Linked DNA regions of Homo sapiens: regions 1 and 2 are each linked to region 3. Evidence: chromatin contacts called from ENCODE Hi-C data. All regions are on one chromosome and are shown on one strand. Each heading gives the region's core, a stretch centred on a gene start or an enhancer-like site at or near the end of the contact. The rest is flanking DNA. Distances are from core to core; before and after follow the strand shown.

Region 1 (3,534 bases), core at 833-3,332, 1.3 Mb before region 3:
GAGTTTGGGGGAGGAATGGGAGGGACCATCTGGCTCCCAACCCTGTCTACCCACCCATTGCAGGGGGAGGCTGCAGAACACAAGTCTTGCACTACCTCTGCTCAACCTGGAACCCCAGCCCCCAAGACTCATTTGCCCCCACTGGTCCCACTCACCTACAATTCTCCTGGAGGCTTTCTTTGGGCCCCCAGCCCATAGAGCTCACTCTCCTCTCTGAAGTTCTGTAACTCTTGCTGCAAAGCCACTGGTCACTTACTCCCATTATACTGGGCCACTAGCCCATCTGGCACCTTTATGCATATTAGAAAAAGGTGTGCCTTTCTCTAGGCAAAGCAGCTTTGTGCCAAGGCCCAGAGTTTGTCAGAGCATGAGCTGGACTTTAGCCCCCACTTGCCCACTCAGCTGAGCTCCCTTATTTAGTACCCGTCCTGTACAAGTATTCACAGCAGCTCTGATTACCGGAGCCTGCCTTGTAGGCTGGATGGATGTGTGTGACCACCATCCAGCCCACTCTAATATGTATCCCAGGTGTAAATGCTCCAGGGAGTCTCCTCCCTGTCAGACAATATGCCCTGTGGTAAGGGACCATGTGTAATAACCCTGCTAAGTGTTTTCAGTGGCTACCTAGCACAGTTAGCCAAACACATCCTCACAATAGCTACAATTTATTGAATGCTTACTAATTCTTACAACACTACATGAGACAAATATTGTGATCATTGTTCAGATGAGAAAACTGAGGCTCAGACAGATTAATGTGCCCAAGACATCACAATTAGTAACTGCAAAGCTAAGTAAATTCACACTCAGGTGTGCCTAATCCAAAAACCTGTTTTTCCTATAATCTAGAGTCTAGACAATCTATAAATGTGTGGGATGAAAGAAAAGGAAGAATTATTCATGATGGTAGAGGGATTCAGAGAAGACTTGGGGGCCCAGAAAAAGAACTCGGGGAAACACTGGGGAGCCCAGGTGAGGGATGAGATGGGGATCTCACCGAAGAAGCAGTAGACGACTCCAAACAAACAGCACATGATGCAGACGAGGGCCGGCAGTGCCTGGTACCTGCGCTCCAGGGGCTGTTCACAAGGTGCACCCCAGAAGGCATCATCTGGCTCAGGGGGCAGCAGCTGGAACCGCAGTGTTGCCACAGTCCCCGGCATAGTGCTGGGAATAGAAGGGAGTCACCCTCCCAAGTTAACCTGACAGAGGGAAAGTTGGGGTCACGGAGGAGTCCTGGGTCCCCACCAGGATGGGGGTGGGAGAGGGATTGGGAGAACTCAGCAAGGACAGTGGACAAAGGAATAGTATCCACATTTGTGCAGCTCCGGAAGCATCTCTGGAGTGGGGAGCAAAGACAAAGGGAAACAAAAGTGCCTGGCTAGTGGAGGCTGGGATGAAGTTAAAAGAGGGACGGGAGTCGGGGGGATGAAGGGAGCGTGCTGCCAGTGAGAAGGAGGCAGCCAAGAGATTCATCTGTGGGCGGCTCAATATGGGATTGTCCAAGATTTACCTGGGCTGGAGGCGACCTGAGCTTCTGAGTGAAAGAGGCTGTGCAGAGGCCCGAGGGGCCGGGGTTGCGGGGCGCCAGAGGCTCCAACTGACTGGGGTCCAGGGAAAGTCCGTCGTGCGAGGAAGGGGGCTGCTGGGCCGGAGAGAATGGTGTCGGCGCGGTGGCGGCGCCGCTCCACGTCCAACACCGGCTGGCACTCCAGTCCCGCGGCGTCCGGGAACTCGGGCTGGGCCTGAGGAAGGGGAAGGCGCAGGAGCCGGGGCTCGGGCCGCCCCAGAACCGCGGCCCCATGCCCTGAGCCCGCCCGCGGCCTTTGGTGCTGATGGACAGCTCCGGCCTCTGCTCCTGACGTCACTCAGGGCGCACCATCCAGGCAGGGGCGGGCTGCTTCTGACGTCACATGGGACGCACCAACCACGCCGCGGGAGGCAGGGGACTCCGCCCCCGGCGTCTCCCTCTCCCGCACTGAGGAGGGGGCACTTCCGGGGGTCCTTCCCCTTTAACCTCCCCCTTCTCCTCCCTCTCCGGTAGCGAGAGCCCGAGACCCCACCCCGGGGGCGGGGCCCTTGCAGTGACACGTCGGACAGCTGCGGCCGCGGCTGAGGCTCCAGTGCCGAGCGCAAGAACCCTGCGCAGCCCAGAGCAGCTGCTGGAGGGGAATCGAGGCGCGGCTCCGGGGATTCGGCTCGGGCCGCTGGCTCTGCTCTGCGGGGAGGGAGCGGGCCCGCCCGCGGGGCCCGAGCCCTCCGGATCCGCCCCCTCCCCGGTCCCGCCCCCTCGGAGACTCCTCTGGCTGCTCTGGGGGTTCGCCGGGGCCGGGGACCCGCGGTCCGGGCGCCATGCGGGCATCGCTGCTGCTGTCGGTGCTGCGGCCCGCAGGGCCCGTGGCCGTGGGCATCTCCCTGGGCTTCACCCTGAGCCTGCTCAGCGTCACCTGGGTGGAGGAGCCGTGCGGCCCAGGCCCGCCCCAACCTGGAGACTCTGAGCTGCCGCCGCGCGGCAACACCAACGCGGCGCGCCGGCCCAACTCGGTGCAGCCCGGAGCGGAGCGCGAGAAGCCCGGGGCCGGCGAAGGCGCCGGGGAGAATTGGGAGCCGCGCGTCTTGCCCTACCACCCTGCACAGCCCGGCCAGGCCGCCAAAAAGGCCGTCAGGTAGTGATCGGCTGCGCCCGCTCTACCCCCTGGGCAGCGGCCGGGAAGCGCGCGGGGAGGTCGCCCGGGCCCGGGTCAGGCTCCGGAAGGAAGGGGCTGGCGAGCCAGGAAGTCTTTGGGCCCCGATAACTTCCGATGGCCCTGCCTTCCCGAGAGCCGTGGGGCCAGTCCGAGACTTTCTCTGGGCCCTATCCCGGCCTGGGCTGAACTTACTGGACTGTGTCCTAAACCGGCTCGACCCGATGGCGCCCCAGAGATCCTACTAGCTCCCTGGCTGGGCTGCTGGTGTTAGAGAAATGACTTATATATAGGGTGAGTGTATAGAGACAGGGGAAGAGAAAGGAGAGAACTAGGATTTACCTGGATCTCTTGTTCCTGAGTGGGTTACAAGGGCCACCTCAGGGTGAGATGGGGGAGGGAGGAATGTACCTATCTCATTAATGTCTCTGCTGATGAGTTGAAATAACTTCTAAGTAACATTGGGTTCAAATGCTGGTTCTGCAATTTACCTTCTGCCTTACCAAAAGGTAAGTTCCTAGAGCCCCTGAGTGCAGTTTGCCCCTCCCCGCAAAAACACTCAGTACACCCCTATGCCAAACGTTCCTTTATGTCATTTATGTGAGGCATTTGTGGCATAATGGCATATTTATATAGAAATGAGTAGATACATGGTGTGTCCAGCGTTTGGCTGGGTGCTTTAAACAGATATAATCAGTCCCATTTTACAGATGGCTCAGGTTAAATAACATGCTCAAGGACATAACTACTAAGTAGCGAACCCCGGAGTCAGACCCACAATATCTCTCTCCTATCTGGGTGGGTATTGCCATCTCCCAAATGCAAAGCACTACCTGTTTAAGACCATTTC
Region 2 (3,656 bases), core at 1,136-3,635, 1.4 Mb before region 3:
ATACAAATATTCTCAGCTGGGCATTGCGACATGCGCCTGTAATCCCAGCTACTCGAGGGGCTGAGGCCAGAGAACAGCTGGAAGCCAGGAGGCAGAGGTTGCAGTGAGCCGAAATTGAGCCATTGCACTCCAGCCTGGGTGACAGAGGTAGACTCCATCTCAAAAAAAAAAAAAAAAAAAAACAAAAACAAAAAAAAAAACACAAAGGGCAGGCGTGGTGGCTCACGCCTGTAATCCCAGCACTTTGGGAGGCCAAGGCGGGTGGATCACGAGGTCCGGAGTTAAAGACCAGCCTGGCCAATATGGTGAAACCCCGTCTCTACTAAAAATACAAAAATTAGTAGGGCATGGTGGTGCATGCCTGTAGTCCCAGCTACTCGGGAGGCTGAGGCAGAAGAATCACTTCAACCTGGGAGGGAGGCAGGGGTTGCAGTGAGCCGAGATCATACCACTGCACTCCAGCCTGGGTGACAGAGCGAGACTCCATCTCAAAAAAAAAAAAAAATTCAGGACACTGATGTTGGTACAATATGTATATATAGCTATATGCTGTTTATATAAATTCCTGCAGCCACGCAATCAAGATACAAAACTATTCTGCTGCCACAAAGCTCTTCTCCTGCTACCTCCTTGTAGTCACACATTCACACACCCACCATTCATCACTGAATAAATTAACAAGTCCTACAACCTGACATGAAGGATTCTGTATGTACTAGACACTGAGGATAGATACAGACATGGTTCAAGGACTCTTCCCACGTTCAAAGGGCCTCCTAGTTGTCTCCTCCCAGAGAAGGATATAAGACATTTGCAAAGTTATCAATACAAGCCAGGAAATGAAACTGCTACTGGCCAGGTGCTGTGGCTCACGACTTTAATCCTAGCACTTTGGGAGGCCAAGGCAGGTTAATCACTTGAGGTCAGGAGTTCAAGACCAACCTGGCCAACATGGTGAAACCCCGTCTCTACTAAAAATACAAAAATTAGCCGGTCATGGTGGTGCACACCTGTAGTCCCAGCTACTCAGGAGGCTGAGGCAGGAGAATCACTTCGTCCCAGGAGGTGGAGGTTGCAGTGAGCTGAGATTGCGCCACTGCACTCCAGCCTGGGTGACACAGCAAGACTCTGTCTCAAAAAAAAGAAAAGAAAGAAAAGAAAACTGCTATAAAGAGAGCTTCCACAGATATCGTCAATAGGAGCATGGAGTGATGGAGGACAGCTAACATTAACTGTAGTATGTACCAGATGACTTTGGTATCTCATTCAAACCTTCTCAGAATCTCTCAAAGAGAAGCACTATTAACCCCATCTTACAGATATGAAAATTGAGGTTCAAAAAAGTGAAAAATCTTGATGGAGATCATATAATTGGTAGGAAGTTACTTCTCCTATCTGATCTCAAAGCCAAGGCTTTTTCTACCACAACTAATGCCAACCAAGTATTCAACAACTACTGTGGCTCCATTATGCCCAGGCACAGTGCCAAGCATCAGGGAAATCATTACAATAACAATAGCTCCCAACTGTAAGCAGTTACTATACTTGCAGGCATTGTACTAAATACATGAATTAAAACGAATCCCCACAAATGTTAAGTACAATCACTATGCCAATCTGTGAGGAAAACTGAGCCTCAGGAAACAGTATGGCAAGTTTGAAAGAGGGTTGATATTCCAACCCAAGTGGGTCCGACTCCAAATCTCGTGCTTCTATCTACTGTATTTAGTACCTTGCTACACAATAATGATTATGACCGAGATCAGTCCCTGGTCCTGAGGGGCTTTTAGTCAGGTAATGATCACTTCCTTCTGACAGTGTCAGAGAAGGCACGGAGGGAGGGATACCGCCCTTTGGCCTCAAAGGACGGCTAGAGTTTAGGCTATCACAGGCAAAGGACACTGTAAGGGCGAACAAACCTGGGAAAAGTAAAGAAATTGAACTCTGACACCTGGTGACCCTACCAGTCGTAACTCCATGACTCTCAGGGCGTGTCTCCAGAAAGCACCACCCCCACCTCGTCCGAGGTCCGAGGCCCAGCCCAACCGGAAGTCCACTCACCGGACTCCCGCAGCAACCCCGCGAGCTTCCACAACAGGGAGTCCCTCTGAGCGGTCGTCATGGCCACGGGACGCTGGGGGGCGGAGCCTGGGGGGGGAAAGAGGAAGCGGAAGAGCCTCAGGTGGGCGGTAGTGCCAAAAGCCCAGGGCGTCCGCGCAAACCGAGGCGTCATGCGGAGAAAAAGGCGAGAAAGAAAAGAGAGGAAGAGCATCCTCCTGGCCGCCCTTTCGAGGAACATAAGTCCTGGTCAGACATACCGAACCTCCCCGTCTGGTCCTCCTACCAGCTCAGCTGCCCGGCGCCTATCAATGATGGAAAGGAAGTCCCGCCCCGGAAGAAAATCGAGCCAAGGGACGACCGGAAAACATGTCTCTGCCGCCGGAAACCGCGCCGTAGATCATGCAAACGAATCGAAAAGGGGCGGTGCGGGGGCTGTCTCCTGACCGCGGTGGTGGCTGCAGTGGTTCCCTGGGCTTCCTGGCCCGGAGCTGGGCACCCATTATTCCCCCGCCCTGCGCAGCCTGGGGCTCCCGCTTGGCTTTCGGCGAGCCTACCGCGCCGGTGAGGAAACCCTGACTCGTTTGCAAACTGGGCGGGGAAGCAAAGTTTAGAGAAATGGAGCTTTGTTAGATAAAAATTTTTTCAACGCAAACAGTCATTTTCCAGTGAAAGGAGAGCGTATCCGCCGTAGGATGGACTTAGATCGTGTAAAAGCTGAGGCCACCGAGGATATAACCTCCGGGGTCCTTTGCCTCCTTTTCCTTAGACTCCCTCCAAACTCGTGTATCTTTCCTTCAGCAGTACTGGGCTCCACGCGAACCTAGTCCTTTGTCTTTACCCTATTACCTTTCATAACATCCTAGTTGAAAAGTAGTTATTCAACCGCGTTTGAAAATGAGAACAGGTTCACAGAGGCTAGGTTACTTGCGAAGGTCGTTCAATTAGTAACCAGTAGCGCCAGGACTGCCAGTTTCTTGCTTCCGAATTCTCATGGTAGCTTTCACCAGGCTCCCCGTCAAATGCTAACGTCAACTACTGAACTAGATTAGCAAAAAGGTCTTTTAACAGAATTCCTGGTTTTCAGAGAGAGTTTCTTTCATGAAGCGCCCCATTTCTACAGAGGAAAATCAAAATGAATCCTAAGCCAGTTGAAAGGAGGGATAGGATCATAGTCATCTTTATCCCAAGTTGCCAGATTTGAAAGATTTTATTTTCTCAAGACAAAATATTTGAAATGGCAAATATTTCAAATATTTTGAATATTTGAACCACACAATTTCGCATTCATGGCATACTACTTGTGCTCTGAGCTGAAAGCCTTTTAGGTTAAATAAAGTAAGTGGAGATACATCCGAAGCAGCAGTGTTGAGCTCAGAAAAACAATACCCCAAAATACGGCGCTTTGGTATGCTGACTATTTTGAACTAAAAGAGACTGGAAGGCCTCAGGCACAGTCTCTCCGACCTTTTCCTGCCCTCCTGTCTCCCAGCCTTCTTTCTTCCCCAAGGCAAGCCATAGAAACCAGAATTCCTCTTCCCCAAGATGAGTCACAGAAACTAGAAGCCCTCTCCCCCAAAGCCAGCCATAAAACCTAA
Region 3 (3,690 bases), core at 1,090-3,589:
AAATACAAATATTAGCCAGGTGTGGTAGCACGTGCTTGTAATCCCAGCTACTTGGGAAGCCGAGACATGAGACTCACTTGAGCCTGGGAGGGCGAGGTTGCAGTGAGCAGAGATCGCGCCACTGCATTCCAGCCAGTGAGAGACTCTGTCTCGGAAAAAAAAAAAAAAGTCCTGGAAGTTCTAACTTATGTCTTCCAGACTTGAGGGCCTATTTAATCCCTCCGAAATGGTTAGCTTCTCTTTTTAAGAATAATTTTCTAAAAGAAAAAGAAAGAACTGAAGTTCCGAATAATGGGCCACATTTTGGAATCACAAGTCATTAATACACAAATAGATGAGAATGTACTCCTATGTTAAAAGACATGCCTCTACTTGAAAATACACAGCCATTTATCTTGTAGATCAGCTTATAACCGCCCAGGTCTCATTCTTTGCTAGTCTGGACCTGAGAATGCATTAAGATCAGTTATGAAAATGCAGAAGTTAATTCAACTTCCTCCTATGTGTTACACTGCTCAGAAAAAAGTATACAGCAATCACCCAAAATAAGACTCTGGGCTGATTCATTTGAATATTTAAAATGCAAAGAAACTGGTAAGAGAGGCTAAGACAAGAAAGAAGCAAGTCAGCCTCAAATATAACCAACTGCAGCCCCTGGCAGGAAACAGTACTGCTCACTACACGTATTACTTCAAGGAAAGTAGTGCTTTGTTTTACAGATAAAATCTGTGGCCTTATAAAGGAGACAGGACATACTATATATTCAATTTAAATGGCAGTTAATACTTTCTAATGCCTCCAAGCCACAAGTACATTATGACCACTTAAAAATTCCCCTCTACCAATCTTCTCCCATCTGTGGATCTGCAAGCACTTTCCTATTACTAGTTCCCAGTTCACCAGAAACGGTCTGCACTTATTAACTGTGAAACCCAGATGTGAAGCCCCATGCTCATACATAGGGAAATGAGGCAAAGGGACTGGCCACAGGCCACCAAAAATTAGAACCCAAAATCCTTAGCTCATGTTTTAAATATTATACTAGAAAAGCAAAGCAGCTTTGGAGGAGCAGATTGTCTTCTACTGATTCTTGTGTTTGGCAGAGAGGCTGCCTTGGAAAGATGCCCTAAGCCCATCTTTTAAAAAGTCCAATCGTAAAGACAGGTTATCTAAGAACTTTATAGATTCTGGAGTCTTTGAAGTGTGTAACTGGGCCAGGGCTACCACAGAAGAAATCACAGACCTAGGGTCTTGATGTAAGAATTTACAAGATAACCAGATAAAGGCTAGTGGGTGAGGAGAGAGCATTAGAACCTCAAAGGAGAGATAAGGAAGGGGTGTGGAGCGAGGGACAATTGGCTTTGCTTTAAAAATATGTAACAAAATGGCCCAGTGTCTCTCACAGAAGGGTTCGGGGAAGGGAAACCAGAGATCGCGTTTTTCCGGCTCTAAGACTGGGTCGGCTTTTAGTCTTCTCTTCTGCTCCTTTTAAAGGAGATGGGGGTGGGGAACGAGAATGCTGGTGGCGATGTGGGCCTGCATCTCCTTCCCTCCTCCAGTCCTGGGAATTCCTGAAAACTCCTTCCAACCCAATTCCAAACAGGCTCTCTCTGGGTTCAGAACAATGCCGGGGAATTTCACGCAGGGAAGGGGTCCCCTTCTCGCCCCAGAGGGCAGGGGGCTACTCCGGAGCGAGTTCCGGCTCCAGGGTCCCCCACGTCCCACAGGTCTCCTGCCCTTTGGCACGCACAGCCCTCACCACTCGCTGCTTCCGCATCCCTCCTCTGAGCCTCTCCCCACGCATCTCTGCCCCTCGCCCGGCCGCGCCCAATCGCCTCCCACGTCTACCCCGCTGGGGCAGCCCCTACACCCTGCCAGGCACCCCATTTCTCTCCTCCAGGTCTGGGGGACTGGACAACATTGGGGATTAGCTGGGGTCAACTCTGCTTCCCCCGCCACCCCCGGCCCCGGGCGCGCGCTCACCCGGCGGCCGCGTTCTCGAACTTGAGCGCGAGCGTCTCCTCGATGATGCGGTTGTTCACCTCCAGCAGGATCATGGCGGCGGCTGCCCCCAGGGGAAGGAGAAACAAGGGCCGGTGAGGGTGGGTAAGGGAGGCAAGGACGGAGGGAGCGGCCCTGCTGCCCCCTGAGTGGGGCTGGGTGGGGTAGGAGGTTAGGGGAGAAGGGGAGAGGGGCCGGGGTGGAGGGAAGGGTAAGACGAACGCGCTGGCCCACGCACGCAGACTGTGGAGACACCCACCCACCCAACCGACCTGGCCCCCGAAGCCTGAACCCGCCTGCCGAGCCGCCGCCGCCGCCGCCACTGCCGCTTCACCGACAAGCCCGGTCCCCGCCCAGCCCCCGGCTCTAGCCGGCCACTTCCGCTCTCACACCCACTTCCGCTCGCCGCCTGGACGCGCGGCCCCGCGGCGCCATTTCCGCTTCAACCACTCGTGAACGCGAGCGCAGGCGCGCCGGAGGAAACGGAGGCTGCGCTTGCGTATGTGTGATGCCGCCGCCCCACCGTCTACTTTCCCACCGACCCCGCTTACGTCTACCGCCTACCAGTGCGTCCCCCGCGGAGCTGTCATTCCCCGAGGCTTGCCTGACTGTTCAGCTTCTCTCTCCCGCTTGTCCCAGAGATCCAACTCCATTCTTCCGGTCTTGTCATTTCAGAAACCTCGCAAGAAGCTCGCCCTTGTCGTCTCCCAGCGGGCTTCTTAGCTCCCAGCTTGTTTGATGGGGGTGCCTCTTTTTCTTTCCAGGTATAGCTGTCCAGCGACACCATCATGCATTCATTTCTCCAACAAACATTTTCATGGGCTCTTGCTCTATACTGGGGATGTAGTGGTAAATGAAATGGACGAGGCCCTGCCCTCGTGGAACTTACAGTCTGGCAAAGGAAACAGACAATAAAATTCTCAGTTGTCTAAGGAGGCAGAGATGCATGGGGAGAGGATCAGAGTAGGGATGCGGAAGCAGCGAGTGGTCAGGAGTGTGCGTGCCAAAAGGCAGGAGACCTGTGGGACGTGGGGGCAGCTGGGGCCGGAACTTGCGCTGGAGGAACACCCCTTGCCTGCTGGGGCGAGAAGAGGACCCTTTCCTTGGGTGAAATTCCCCATATTGTTAAAAGGACAATTAAAGAAATGAAAGAGAGGTCACCTGGGTGAATAGGCAACTTAGATGGGCCTCCCTGTGTTCCTGTCATGCCTCCAATTCTGCGTCCAGGTGTCCGGAACACATTTTTTTCTGCCTTTGAAACCTTCCAGTACCTCTGGCAGAGATATACCATACCCTCCTTGTTACCTGCGTGCGGAATCTTAACTCATCGTTGTGCTACATCTGCACCTTCTGCCTTTGTGCCTTGTTTTGTGTTTTCCCTCCTCCGGGGAGAATATAATAAACTTAGCTGAGTCCGTTCTACATACAAGGAAATAATTTATTTTCTGCTATGTGTTTGGGGATGGGGATAAAAAAATGAACAAGAAACTAGCTCCTATCATTAAGGCACAGATAGCCCTTTGAAACATTACTTAACGGGCTATGGATAAGCTTCAGGATATTGCTGATCCCCTAAAATTATACGCTAACTTAAATTTTTTTTTTTTTGAGACAGAGTCTTGCACTCTTGCCCAGGCTGGAGTGCAATGGCATGATCTCGGCTCACTGCAACCTCTGCCTCCCCGGTTC

What was found. A loop is a pair of places that touch in the nucleus more often than their neighbours do. Pooled maps may share reads with other maps.
Region 1: a loop to region 3 is called in a map of naive thymus-derived CD4-positive, alpha-beta T cell, with 22 times the contacts of the local background. The contact joins the promoter of CHPF here to the promoter of ARPC2 in region 3. A Hi-C loop is called at or near these places in 1 of 168 maps with a recorded cell type or tissue (naive thymus-derived CD4-positive, alpha-beta T cell), 3 of 37 single-sample maps with no recorded cell type and 9 of 50 pooled maps.
Region 2: a loop to region 3 is called in a pooled map, with 19 times the contacts of the local background. The contact joins the promoter of STK11IP here to the promoter of ARPC2 in region 3. A Hi-C loop is called at or near these places in 5 of 37 single-sample maps with no recorded cell type and 9 of 50 pooled maps.

What each region holds. Positions count from the first base shown.
Region 1 is chr2:219,542,357-219,545,890 of GRCh38, reverse strand. CHPF (chondroitin polymerizing factor) reads left to right here and starts at 2,082. Exons shown (of 4, transcript NM_024536.6): 1 at 2,082-2,666. The coding sequence starts at 2,353. It overlaps TMEM198 (transmembrane protein 198), which reads right to left and starts at 1,863. Exons shown (of 5, transcript NM_001005209.3): 1 at 1,514-1,863; 2 at 998-1,202. The coding sequence starts at 1,163. RefSeq lists silencers at 1,661-1,800, 1,841-2,550, 2,561-2,650.
Region 2 is chr2:219,596,586-219,600,241 of GRCh38, reverse strand. It overlaps STK11IP (serine/threonine kinase 11 interacting protein), which reads right to left and starts at 2,385. Exons shown (of 25, transcript NM_052902.4): 1 at 2,319-2,385; 2 at 2,062-2,148. The coding sequence starts at 2,122. RefSeq lists enhancers at 1,944-2,003, 2,214-2,433.
Region 3 is chr2:218,215,838-218,219,527 of GRCh38, reverse strand. ARPC2 (actin related protein 2/3 complex subunit 2) reads right to left here and starts at 2,339. Exons shown (of 11, transcript NM_152862.3): 1 at 2,274-2,339; 2 at 1,984-2,065. The coding sequence starts at 2,057. LOC101928487 (a long non-coding RNA gene) reads left to right here and starts at 2,342. Exons shown (of 2, transcript XR_923908.2): 1 at 2,342-2,500; 2 at 2,677-3,427. RefSeq lists a silencer at 2,156-2,205 and an enhancer at 1,727-2,330.